2 separate regions of the Mus musculus genome follow, and region 2 is linked to region 1. Evidence: chromatin contacts called from ENCODE Hi-C or POLR2A ChIA-PET data. All regions are on one chromosome and are shown on one strand. The core of a region is the stretch at or near the end of the contact, and the rest is flanking DNA. Distances in the headings are between cores, read along the strand shown.

Region 1 (6,778 bases), core at 2,775-5,274:
TTCTTTTTGAATCATCTCCCTCAACTTCAGTTCCATAACCTTTCAAAGAAACGTGAGACTCAGGACAGAGAGCTCCCTCAAAACAAGCCATCTTCATCAAAGCATCCAGGCAACATGTGCAGTAACAAGAACATAGGGTTGGCGCCCAGCTTCCCTCTCATATTACTTGCTATGTTCTCATCCCAGACGTCAGTCATAAAGGAGCAGCCTGAGGACACAGGATCCACTCAGAAGATGAACTTCAGAGACAGAGCCATGACCTTTTAGAATGTGCGCAGGTTTATCAGGATACAGCCTGAGTCTGAACCTCAGGAAACCTAAACCACATGCAAGTATTCACAGAGAACCTCAAAGGTTCTGAAAGACTCCACACGGCAGGCAGTCTGTTGGATATGCGGCATTATTTTGTTAGTTCCAGACAGAATTTAATCTCTGTTCACCAGAAAGATAGGTCATTGGTCATCATTTGAGAAGGAAAGTAACAGAAAACTCTTCTCTATAGCGATGGAGAGATACAGAATGATACACAAGTTAGGATAGATTATACTGCCAAAATTTGGAGAAAAATGGGGCTCTTTGGCAAACTTCAACGTGACATAATCATTTTTCCTTTACTTACATTAAATTTCACACAGTGGCATCAGCCTACTTCTAAAAGTACTTCTAAACCCAAATACATAGGATCTCTGTGAAATAAAAATCGAGAACTTTTCAGATAAGACGGTGGTGATTTTTAAGAACCTATAATACAAGTTAGAGAATCCATTTTCAAAGTCCCTGTAGGTTACCAAACCTGTGTCCTTAGAGGCCTGGTTCATCACACAAGGCCTTCCACATCCTTAAAGACATGTTGAAAAGATCAGGTTTGGGGTATTTGTCAAGCCAGTTGTCAATCAAAAGATGTTCCTCTTCTAGTTGGTAAGTATGTGTGCATTGTTCACCCTCAGTGACACACTTCCTCCAACAAGGCCGCACCTGCTAATAGTAGCACTTCCCATGTGCCAAGCATATTTAAACCACCACACATAGAATGCCCCCACATTCCCTCCCAAGCTTCCAATGCTGAAGGTTTAAGCCCCATTAGGAACATTAGGGGGTTGGCTTTGAAGGGAGCAAGCCCTTGAATGTAAAGGTCGGTGTGTGCTCTTCCCTCCTCTCTCCTCTTGACCTCTCCTCACCTTTCTTCTCTCCCCTCCTTCTCTCTTTCTCTCTTGTCCTCCCCACGTCTTCTCTCTCCTCTTACTTCTCTCTCTCCCTTACCCACCCCAATATGGCTGTGTGCAATCTAGAACTGAGACAGTCAGCACCTCAGACTTGACCTCAGATTCTATACTTGGCTGTGGCAAAGCTCAACCTGACTAAGACAGAGTAATTCCCCAAATGACTATCAAAACCATTGTCCAAGCCAGAGAGTGGCTGTATCAAAGTGTATGAATTCCTTTTAAGATGGTCGCTCACAGATAATCTAGGAAATGGCTTGGGTTCACTCACCCCAAAGGAACTAGGCAGTTTATTAACACACTAGGAAAAAATATAAAGCAGTTATCTACGTACATAAAACACAGACATAGCAGGTGAACTATCTAAGCTAGGCCTACATTTCTACCTAATGCACTCCAGGTTGGCAAATGACAGTCAAAAAGTTTCTTCATTTCTGGTAATATTCAAACTTAAAGATATTTACTCCCTCAAACTCTTGGGGGTGGTGGTGGTTTGAAAGAAAATGGCTTCATAGGCCCACAGGAAGTGGCACTACTAGAAGATGTGGCCTTCTTGAAGGAAGTATGTCACTGGGGGTGGGCTTTGAGATCTCAGATGCTTAAGCCAGGCCCAATGGCTGGCTCTTCTTCCTGCTGTCTGCTCTGAATATAAAATTTTCAGCTACATCTCTAGTACCACTGTTTGATTATAACATCTGGCTGGAGCAGTTACATATTGAACTATTTATGATTTACTTCTTTATGTTCCAGCTGTGACATCCTATCACATACTACCTGGCAAATGCTTTTATGTGTGCATCTACTATCATCCATGATTGCATTTGGTGATTGTCGTGATGTTATAAAACAAGGAGGACTTTAAGCAAAACAAGATCCTCTAAGTCTAAATCAATGTGAGCAAAGCTCATACAAACCCACAGGGCCTGGAGGGGTCTGCAGTGATCCTCTGCAAATACATAATGACTTCCAGCTTAGTGTTTTTATGGGATTCCTGAGTGTGAGTGGGTCTCTGATTCTTGTACCTTCTCTGGGCTCTTTTCCTTCTGCTGCTTTGCCTTGTCCAAATTTGATGTGATAGTTTTTAACTTAAATCATATTTTGTTAAAAAAAAAAAAAGAATGAATGAATGAATGAATGAATGAATGGAAAACCTAGCCACTGTCATTCTTACCTGCTGGGACAGGGACAATCAGTTTTCTCCAAGAGTGACACTTGGACAGGCTTCATGTTCAGGAGTAGTTGGCAAACATACAGTGGACTCTACAGGTTTTGGTGTGTGTGTGTGGACACTTTTATTTGACTACAGTGTGGTGGGTTGGGTTCATTTGTTATTGATTTTCTTTTTTTGGTTTATGATTGTGTTTTTGTTTTTTTTGTTTGGAGCTTTTGTTTTTGTATTTTTGTTGTTGTTGTTCCTTGAGAAAGAACTTAAAGTTGGGTAGGTAGGGAGTGGGTAGAAGATCTAGAAGGACTTGGGGAAGGAGAACATAATTAAACATATAAATCTTTAAGATGTTTAAAGTAACACAAAATAAAATAGAATTTAAAAATGTTTAAGTGAAAAACATTTCTTTAAAGGGGAGGGGGGGGGGGATGAAGCCAGGCAGTGGTGGCGCACACCTTTAATCCCAGCACTTGGGAGGCAGAGGCAGGCGGATTTCTGAGTTCAAGACCAGCCTGGTCTACAGAATGAGTTCCAGAACAGCCAGAGCTATATAGAGAAACCATGTCTCAAAAAACAAACAACAACAACAACAACAAAAGTGTGTATGGGGGGTGATGGGGTAGGGTCAGGTTGGACAGGACTAGGAAGTCACCAGGAAGTTCCTGTGCGCACACATGCATGTGCAGACCTGTGCGCACAGACACCGAGTTCCTTCCTTGGCTGCCCTTCCATCGTACATACTGAAAGCTGATCTTTCACTGACCCAGAACTTGCAGACTCCAGCCAGTCTAGCCGACCAGCCTGCTCCTGGGATCCCTCATCTTGACAGCCTGGGAGTGCAGGAGGTGTAGAGTTACCACACCTGCAGGGATCGGAGGGATCCAAACTCTGGCGCTTTCCTTGTTCAGCAAGCTCTTTATATACCAAGATATCTCCCCATTTTGAGGAACTACTATTAGCTGTTGCTATATATTTCAAAAGCAGAGTTTTACAAAATCCTTTAGCAGCGATAGAGTTTTTAAACATAATTCAGGTAAAAACCTCAGACGAAAATACAAAGAAAAGAGACATTGTGGAGGCTGTAGAGGAAGCCAGAACTTTCCCTGGACTTCCCCCAGAGCTTCCAGGAAGAGTGTGGGAGGGAGGCACCATCTGGTGTAATAATTTGAGTTGAGCGCTGCAGACAAGAGTTAAGTCTGAGTTCTGAGAATCCATTCTTAGGACGCTCCTTCAATTTAGAAGAGACATCTGCAGAGAAAAGTGCCCATCACACTAACCATGCTGTCCGAAGCTCTGCACACCATTAAGCAATGGGACTGTAACCATCTTCCAGACCAGAGAGTCAAAGCAAGCATCGTGTCTGGGCACAGAGCCCAGGTCAACAGGAAACTGGCAGGGGCCAACGCTCCTGGAACACAGCTCCTTCCTTGCCCTTTCCTGTACTCTGCTCACAGGCATGCGCTATATACTGAATGAATCACCACAGAAGCCTCTTCAATCCTGTTTGTGGGGGCTGCCCTCCCACCCCCCACCCCCAGCCAACAGATTAGTTTCTTGAAGTGCCCCAGACACTGCTGGGAATATGTTGTTGTAAGTGTAAAAACAATGACACTGGCAGAGGTGGCTACTGTGCCCCTTAACACTGCCACAGAGGCATTTAAGATGGGGGGAGGGGAGGCCTTACTAACTCCAGTCATCCTGCGCACTGCACTTCAGGCAGGTCACTGGACAATCCCAGTGGTGAAGTATGTGGACGCTGGGCTTCAGCTCTGCCTAGGAATACCTTGGAACATTTCTTTTCTGTAGTGTCATTTACGTTTGTTTCTTTCGCTCCTCTACCACAAATTCATAAAATCCCAAATGCTTGGAAGAATTTATTTCCGTCTTTAATATAAGTGCCCACACTGCCAACGGCCAGGAGTGGGTCACTTGTAAATCTGAAACCACGTTGAATACTCTTTTTCCTTGGGTTTCACATATGACACAAAACAGAAACATTTCAATTATGTGTGACTAAGAGTAAGAAAAATATACAACTCTATTTAAAACACTTAAATTAACAAGATAGGGCTTTTTCCACTCTAGCAAAATATTGTACATTCAGTTTTAAACAAGAGTTAATATGCAGACACACATTTTCAAAATACCTGATCCTAGTTGAAAATCAGTGACGATGAGGCTTTCCAAGATATTTCTAATTAGCAAAAATGTGTACACCTGGGAAGGACTGTAGGTTTCCCCCCCCCCCCCTCGAACACAGACATCAAACAGATCAACACTGCAAACTGACCAATGCCTCATAACTCTAACTCTGGTTGCTTCTGCTTCCTGAACAATACACTTTGGCTGTCAGCAAATCTTATAGCTCCTTTCCCATATACAACTGCAACACCATTCACAAAAAGCACACACTTCTTTGCATATGCTAAGTTCCATCAAAGCGTGCTCGTGAATTTGTGTATTGGCTCACCTACATGGAGGCTGTTACTGAAAGGGGGGTGGGGGGGTGGCTGGGCGCGGGTAACAGCTGATCTGTAGGTAAAGAAAGCCCTGCTACAAAGAGCCTCACACACATCATTCTGTGGCGGACGCTGCCATACTTATAAATATGTTCTATAGCTTTAAAAATCAAAGCAAAGGCTTTTCTCCTTTGGCTTTTTCAGATGCAGAAGTTGGACCACAAACTGACTATGGGTTTTATCTATGCGACAAAACCCATCAATTTCAGTCCCCGCTGTCCAAGAAAACAAAAGTGAACAATTTTGCCAATTCCTGACATTAAGTTGTCTGACCAACACCACACTTTAAAGAGCATGTCTCCATGTTCCCACAGTGGGACGGCAGAACTAGGCAGGCTGTGCCATGTCTGTCCTTCCTTCTGCCTCCACAGATGGCACCTAAGATCCACTGGATTTGATGCCCTCTGGTTGACTTGAACACTCCAGGAACAACAGTATACAACCTTAAAAAAAATGGAATGAAGTAAAGTTGCCACGGAGCACTGTGGAAGGAGTCTAAAGAAGCTGTCCACTGAGGAAGAAGGCACTTGCTAGCAGGAGACAGGCAGGAAGCTGGTGGAGCAGCCACCTCAGTGAGTCAACAGCTTGAGGCGAGTCAGCCAGCTGACCAGCAGCGACGGCTCCCCAGAGGACGCCTTGGCCGATGAGGAGGCTGATTTCTTCTTGGAACCTTCCTCCTGGAATGGAATGGTGGCACTGCTGTGTAGGTCGGAGTTGATGTAGCACCTGCTCCCTCGGATGTAGTCCGCACCTCGGACCAGGTGCCGCTCAGTCAGGGGTCTAGAGAACCGGTACATAGGAGAGGCACTTTCTTCAGTGATGGGTGTGATCCGCTCATTGCTGAAGTACCGGCAGAGGGCATCTTCCCCTGTTTTCAAGCAAAGACAAACTATCAGGACAAGAACCCCCAGATCTAACACCACACTGCCACCAAACACATGCATACCCAGCTCTCTGCCCTGCAAAGACCTATGAAGGGCTTGGCCCTCCAAAGAGAACCACAGGGGTTTGCCATCAGCGTTATGATGGTTCGATGAGAAATGCCAACACGTCTCCACTGCCAACTTATGTACTGACTGTGTATCCTCAGTGGCTGCACTGTGCTGAGAGCCTTTGGGAAGTGAGGCCTGACTAGAAGACACTTCTCACAATGGGTGGTCCTCTGCAGGCCATACCCACTCGCTCTTACTGTAAACATGGCTCGAAGCATCGAAGCATCGAGCAAGGGCCGCCCCACAACTTGAGTGCTGTACTGTCTTAACTCTTCTTTCTCTTCTGGGTTAGTTATGCTCGCCCTTTTGAGTTAATCCTCAGGACACAGGAAGAACATAGACAAATTCTTCACCAACGTGTAACCTAAGTAGCCCATAGCAAGGGATAAGGCAAAACAAAGACTTGAAAAAGATGAGCATCTGTTTGTAGCTACAGACAGAGCCTCCCTGGTTATTAGACAATCCACAAAATGAAGCCACACACTGTTCCCTGGGGTGATGAAGTACCTTGAGATGTTCTCAAGGTACACTGACCTCCCCATCAAAGGCTTTGGGGTATCAAGCTGAAAACCCATTTTAAGAACTGTCCTTTAAAAGAAAATATAAGCTTGTGAAATGGTTCAGTGTGTGTGGACACTTACTATCAAGTTCAATTCCTGAAACCCACGTGGTGGAATTAAAAAACCAACTCCTCGAAGTTGCCCTCTAGTCTCAACAACCATTCTGGCACCTATGTATTTACACACACACACACACACACACACACACACACACTCATACAACACACACAAATGCACAAGCATGCATACAGCACACACTCACACACAAACATCACACACACAAGCACACACACTCTCACACACCACAAACAAAAAACACAAA
Region 2 (6,778 bases), core at 1,454-3,953, 93 kb after region 1:
AAGCATCCAGGCCAATCTTGGATGTTGCCATCACAGTATGTAACCTAAAATGAGTGAACATCCGGGGTCCTGAGCTCGACCACCACGACTGCTCGTTCAGGGCAGCACAAGAGTTTTCCTAGATGAAAGTATCCTCAACCAAGCCTTAAAGCCAAAGGTACCCCAAAATGTGTTTTAACATTTCTTCCTTTTAAATCAATGACAATAATAGGATGAGAATTAACATTTTTCTCCCTTCTAAGAGAAATGAAGGAAAAAACAAAGGGGAGAGAGGGCCTCTCTCTCTCTCCTGTGTGCCTGTTAACCATTTTTCTGTTACCTTATCAAGTCTGGCAGAGCCACAGGAAAGCCAGCGTGATCCTCTGACACCTCTTCATGAGACTAGAACAGTACCATAAACAAAGATAGAATATGAGCCATAAGCCTGAGCCATGTTACCACTAAACGTAGAAGCCCTAATTCAGAAAATAAAAAGTAAACAGTTGGAGTTAATTTTAGTAGTATATTTTATTCAAAATACCATCTCATCGATATGTAATAAGTAGGAAAATCGTTAATATTTTCTACTCCTTCTTCACACTGAGTCTCCAGACACCCTGTGCATTGCATACCTAGTACCTGGCAATAACAATCAGCCACATGTCAAGGACTTGAGAGTAAATGTAGCTACTGGCTCAGCAGGCTCTGAGGACCCCTCCATGGTAGTCAAGCAAGCCATCTGCTTCCTCTCAGCAAGCTAGCTGGAGCACCTGGTACCGTCTTCAGTACAAGTTACACTTCAAGTTAAGGGAAGGGGCTTAAAATAACTTAAGTCTACTGCTGCTAACCATGTTTTACTGCTCACTCAGCCAGAGTCACTCAGGCCTATGTAGTCATCCTTTTTCCCATGGCTTTACTTTGAGAGTCCTGGAAAAGTCTGGCCGATAGAAAAAACCTACTTCCTAAGACAGTATTCTGTGTTTTCCTCCAGAAGCCAGGGATAATCAGACATACACCAGACTCTTCACTACCTGGACAGCCCCTTTCCAGTGACCTATATAAGACACTGGCTTGAGAAATGACAGGATGGGGTTTCCATTGTCACAGACGGGTAGGGCAGCTTGAAAGATAATCTGAACACACCAGCATCACTGACTACTCACGTCTACTGAGACGAACAAAAACAAAGGGAGAGAGAGTGCTTAGCCAAGTCTTCACCTGGAAGACCAATGGGGGTTTGGGAGCAGGGGTGGATAACTTGAAACAGATGTTGAAGTGAGGAGGTGGGACCCCTGAGATTCCACTGGTTGATTTCGGTAAACTTTGTACTATTGAAAGAGGTCAAAGAGAGCTGAGTAACTCTAGCAACTATCCCTAGCAATCACGGGAGAGACAAGATAAAGTAACAGGGACCCTTCCACTCCTGCTACACCGTCCAGCACCCACTGAGTTTCCTCTTCCCGAGTACTGTACAGAACCAGACTGTAGTCCAGACACTCGGCTCCCTCTCAGTGCTTAACTGGCCTCAAAACGCTGCGCCCTTGGGGGTCCTGGCGCCTCCAGAGCTGAGTCCCTGCCTCTGCGGGAGTCCTGGCGCTAGGGTCCTCGCAGGCGCGAAAGCCCGTTCGCCCTCTCCAACCCAAACAAACAGGCTGGGCTGGCCGCAGGAGCCTTCGTCTACCTGCCCAACTGCCAGGTCACGCCCGCGAACTGCTCTGGGCCCGCAGCCTTTACTAGATCCAGGGCCAGGGGCAGTCACCCACACAAAGACGCCTTGTGCCTCTGCGCTTGGCTACAGGCAGCAAGTCCACCGTACCCGAACTGGCAGAGAGAGTGCCCTGGCGCCAAATCCCAAGCCCCACATTCCCAGCCAATCTTCCACGGAAAGGCCATCCCATAGCTCCCTGACTTAAATATAGGTGTCCAGTCGGCTGCAGTCAACGCGCACCCCCACCGAAAGAAACCGATCGGAGCAGGCGCACCAGAAAGAGACGCACAAGCCGCTCAGTAGAAGTTTGCTTTGTCGCCGGCAGGAGGGGCAGAGCACTCCAGTGCCCAACTCTTGGCCCGCCCCATCTCCCCGGCTGTAGGGCGCGGGGGTCCTCCACGGCTCGCTCACCTCTAGTCCAGTCCACCACTTGTTTGGGGCTCCACTTGGTCACGGGCTCCATGGTAAGCAGCTTCGCTGTCCGCTGGGCTAGGCAATCGACAGGAGTCCTGCAGCCTGCGCCCGTGGTTGTCCCCTGCGTGTGCCGGGAGTCCGCTCAAGCCTGCATGGCCGCAGTCAGCGGGCCATCGCGCTGCGGTTTCTGCGAGGGAAGCGCGGCCCTGGGTCTCTGCGCACGGGACAGCTATGTCCCGTACGGCTGCTCCCCGCAGCTACCGCTGTCCAGATGCAGTTCCCCCGACGCCGCTCTCTGCTACAGCTGCTTCTCCGCAACCACCGCAGCAGCGGGAGCAGGTTGCAACCTCAAACCCCAGGCCGGGGCTGCCCTGGCGTGGGACTCTTCTGGCCGGGAACTTCTAGGTCGGCTGGCCCTCCGCGGCTCCTGCGAGCGGTGTCCGTCCCCGAGGTCCCCACTCCGCGTGCGCCCCCGCCTCGAGCCTTCCCGCCAGTGGGTCCCACCTCCTGCGCCACCGTCGCGGGCCGCCCGGGCGGAGGAAAAAAGCGGAGCGTGCGCGCTCGGGTTGCAAAGTTTCTGCTCCGCTCGGCGCTGCCGGAATAAGAGAGGGGGCGGGGCGGAGCGGGAGCAACACGTGAGAGGGGCGGGGCCGCGATGACGTAGACTCCGGTTTCTTTCCCTCCTACGTCCCAGCTCCGGACGCCAGGGATCTACTTTTCCTCTTCAAGGGGTGGGCTGGAGCTGCAGCCTGAGTCCTGGAGAGCCGCTTGGCTCCGAAGAGGTCCCAGCTTAGTGGCAGCTGAATCCTGTAAACAGGTTTTTTTGTCTTTGTGTGTTGGTTTGAGATGTGTCTGTTCTCGTTTTTAAAAGCTTCGAGTCGCAATCTCGCCTTAGCTATTCAGCCTTTTAAGTTTCCTAAAGTAGGCCAGTTGTGTGTGTTTTGGACAAATGGATGGCGGTGTGCCACTGCTCCAAGGCCGCTACAGTGTATCAACTCTTCGGTTTAATAACACCAGAATGGCAGCTCTTTGAGTTGTGTTTTGACATAATGTAATAGTCATATTTTCAAAATGACCTAACGCTCGATTCAGATTAGTCATTAACCCTGAGGCGAAAGTTGTCAGCGAGCCAAAAAAGAAAAGAAAAAAAGAGAGAACCTTGCCTAGTTCAGCCTCTGACAGGGAGAGGAAAGCCCTTTCTGTACTACAAGCCTCAATTTGGAAGCAGAGCGCGGGTCTGGGGAAAACCCTATAACCGGTGTTTACCTCCCTCCCACACACATGCAGACACTCTTTTGGCCCTAGTGAAGTCTTCTTTCAATTATAGTTATTGATTTCCATCTTCCCCTGAGCAACTATTAACCCTATCCAAGGAGGAAGCTGCTTGTTATTGGGGTATATTGAGCTGGATCTGATCTTCCCCTTCCAACTACTTATCTTCTGAAGTAAGGGAGTGGCTAGTGTTTATTGATTCAGTAAATACCCGCAGTTGCTTTCCCTGCACCAACCACTGCGTTCATATTTCCTCTGTTAGGATAGCTGCTCTCTATTACACGTGAGAATCACTGCTAGCACCCAGCTATCTGTTGTATAGTGAGTGTTTTGGGTGTACAGCGTACACACTGTCTTAGCCTTCCTGAGCAATTCGTCTATGCAATGGAGAGGTACAACTATCAAAAATAGCGATTTTTTTTTTTTAACCAAGAGTAATTACCCAACCCAGAAACTTGACACCGGCCATGAGAAAATTCCTGGTAGAGTAGCTGCCCTCTTTTTAAGAAATGATCTTTGACATCTGTCTTTCCTTAACCATCTTGACCTCTGCACAGTGGGAACTGTGCCTACAGTTTCGAAAATAGCTATATGATTAGATGACCAAGCAAGTAATTCATCTATAAACAGTGCTGCCTTCCAAAGGGGACACAGTAGTAACGAAGTTGAAAGACGATGAATCTGGCTGCATAACCCCTGGAATCACAAAGAGGAGCAAATGCTATCAAATGCTTTCGCTGTAGAATTTTCCTTGATGTTTGACAATGTTCTCTTGTTCCTTTGCATCTGTTGCATTAAAAGCTGGAGTTCCAGAGTCCAGTTTGCTGAATTTCATCCCACAGATAACACAATCTATACTCGGCGCATAAGCAGAATATGCAAAGAAAGCCAAGTTAAAAATCTCTGACCAATTAACTATCTAAATGAATTAGCAACATGTTTACTCCTCCAGTCCTGCAGGCTAATTGCTATGTAAATAAGGCCTTCTACCTTAATTATAGCTGTTAGCCTGTGAAAGTTCTAGGGTGTGCTGACTGCCAGCCCAGATGTAAACTTTACATAGAAAGTTTGGCACATCAAAGAGGAGGGATTTTTAGATAAGCAGCTATGGAAATTGGTGTATATGCAAAAGCGATCAGTTATACACTTGCCAGTTTTCTTCCTGCTTGTCCCTGGTGGTGTGGTTCCTTGGTACCCACACTCTTCAGCAGGGGCACCCTTCCTCCTTTCTGCCTTGATGCTGCCAGGGCTCCTCCAACATTAGGAAATGGACAAAGCTTTTGACTGAATTTGATATGTTACAGTGTGGATACAAGAACCCAGTCTTCTGTGTTTCCTTGCATCTCCTTTTCTTGGCCAGCCGCCTTGCGTGTTTAGGTCATTTATTCAATCAACAAAATATGTTGTAAATGCTCCTGCCATACTGAATTGAGTATGAAGAAGATTAAAGATCTCACAGCTAGTGACTCTTGGATATCATGGGACTTTGCCAGGAAGGGTTTTCTTCTGTCACCTTTAGTCAGAAGACAAAGACCAAGGGGGTATAGAGGGGACATGGACCAGCGAGTTTGGGAATCAGTTTCACATTAATAATTTGAGTCTCTCAAAATTTATTGGTATTAGTTGAGAAGTAGGACCTAAGCACTTTAGAGACAAAGTTATTACTATAAATACTGAGTAAACACACGAGTAAAAAGACTCGAGCCCCTTCCCGGTTCAAAACTCTTCCCATAGTGAGAGAAATGTGGCAGCATTCAAAGGCCACTCCATTTAAAAGCTGCTTCAAATGCTTCTCCTCTCACCTAAGGCCCCTTCTCTTGATGGTTGTCTCTCTGTCACAGTGTTCCTTTTCCAAATCAGACTATTTAGAATCAGTTCATCTTTCCCAGGTATAAATTGACTCATGTTGTTTCTCTTTCAGCTTGCAAGACAGCAAGTAATCCTGCGAGTTCCACCAGACATATATCCCAGAGGGGGCAAGTGTTCTCTATGATGTCACCTGGCAGCAAAGTGATGAGTCAGGGAAATTACCCCGGCTGCTGACTAGCTTGTCTCTGCTCAGCTCCAATGGGCCTGGATGCTTCACACCACAGTAATGAAATTATCTCCCTAAACACACAAGCGTCCCATCAGATAATCCAGGCGGTAAAGCTCTCAAACATTTTTTTTTCATTGAAATAAATGCAGCCTTATTTATTTGAATTCTTTTGATCATTCAGAAATCTTGCTGGGCAGTGGTGGCACACGCCTTTAATCCTAGCACTTGGGAGGCAGAGGCAGGTGGATTTCTGGGTTTGAGGCCAGCCTGGTCTACAGAGAGAGTTCCAGGACAGCCAGGACTACACAGAGAAACCCTGTCTTGGAAAAAAAAAAAAACAAAAACAAAAACAAAAACAAAAACAAAAACAAAAACCTGGATGTCCAGTCTCCTTGGGACTATTTTCAGGCTGGGTCTAAGTCAATTGCCCAAGCTGACCTTGAACTTGGTGTGTGGCCCATGTAAACCATGAACTGATGATCCTTTGCCTCAGACTCCAAACTAGCAGCTTTTAGCAGCGTAGCCCACCAGGCTTCCTTTTGTTAACTTATTTTCCAGTGCTTAGAAAGGAACCCAGAGCTTTGCACAAGCCCAGCAAGTGTTCATCCTCTGTCTCCACTACTTGAAATCATGTTCAGAAGAGCTGATTAAAAAAAAAAAAAAAAAAAAAAAAAAGAAACACTGACCGCTGTCACTGAATTTCAAGGACCTAGAACAGCAGTTCTCAACCTTCCTACCGCTGCGACCCTCTAACACAGTTCCTCATGTGGTGGTGACCCCCAACCATAAAATTATTTTGTTGCTGCTTCATAACTGTGATTCTGCTACTGGTATGAATCATAATGTAAATATCCTATATTCAGGACATCTGATACAAGACCCCAAAGGGGTCACATCCCACATATTGAGAACCTCTGATCTAGAGGCACATTTTGGAAGAGTTGCTATATGAAGCAACACCCACAAATAGTTAAGCCTCTTACCCTCGGGTGTGAAGGCTGTTAATAGGAGAACTTTGCATAGACAAGACAATGGATCCTATGCCCACTCCCAGCCTTGGATGCATGATGTTTTCTATTGCAGCTATCGGGTTGCAGAGTATCTAAAAAGAGCAGAACACCATTCCCACCTGTTGTTCTGACAGCTTCATGAACCTTCACAGGATTCATAATCTCCCTGAACAAGTAAATATGGACACCGTCGGCTCCAGACTCAGTGATCCTTGTTTCAAACACAAGTTTTATGTTGATGTCGACAGACAAAGGCAGAGAGTGTAAAAGCACAGAGACCACTGTAAGTCTCTTTTTTAAAATTAAATTATTCCAAGTAAGTCTTGAGCATTAGAAATAAAACACAGAATTGAATAT

What was found. A loop is a pair of places that touch in the nucleus more often than their neighbours do. ChIA-PET counts read pairs that join two places held with the same protein, here RNA polymerase II (POLR2A).
Region 2: a map of gastrocnemius shows a loop between it and region 1 (6-fold over the local background). The contact joins the promoter of Cnksr3 here to the enhancer-like site in region 1. A Hi-C loop is called at or near these places in 8 of 37 maps with a recorded cell type or tissue (gastrocnemius, heart and left cerebral cortex). POLR2A ChIA-PET finds 5 or more read pairs at or near these places in 2 of 5 experiments (Patski and embryonic stem cell).

What each region holds. Positions count from the first base shown.
Region 1 is chr10:7,114,815-7,121,592 of GRCm38, forward strand. Cnksr3 (Cnksr family member 3) reads right to left here. Exons shown (of 13, transcript NM_172546.2): 13 at 4,248-5,772. The coding sequence ends at 5,474. Among named protein-coding and RNA genes, the nearest start is that of Cnksr3, 94 kb to the right of the region's middle. Within about 2 kb of position 4,025, at least 2 of the 3 ENCODE cell types and tissues checked have a DNase peak (open chromatin) inside an H3K27ac peak, as active enhancers do; they include gastrocnemius and heart, where a contact is called at or near this core.
Region 2 is chr10:7,209,534-7,216,311 of GRCm38, forward strand. Cnksr3 (Cnksr family member 3) reads right to left here and starts at 2,704. Exons shown (of 13, transcript NM_172546.2): 1 at 2,099-2,704. The coding sequence starts at 2,150.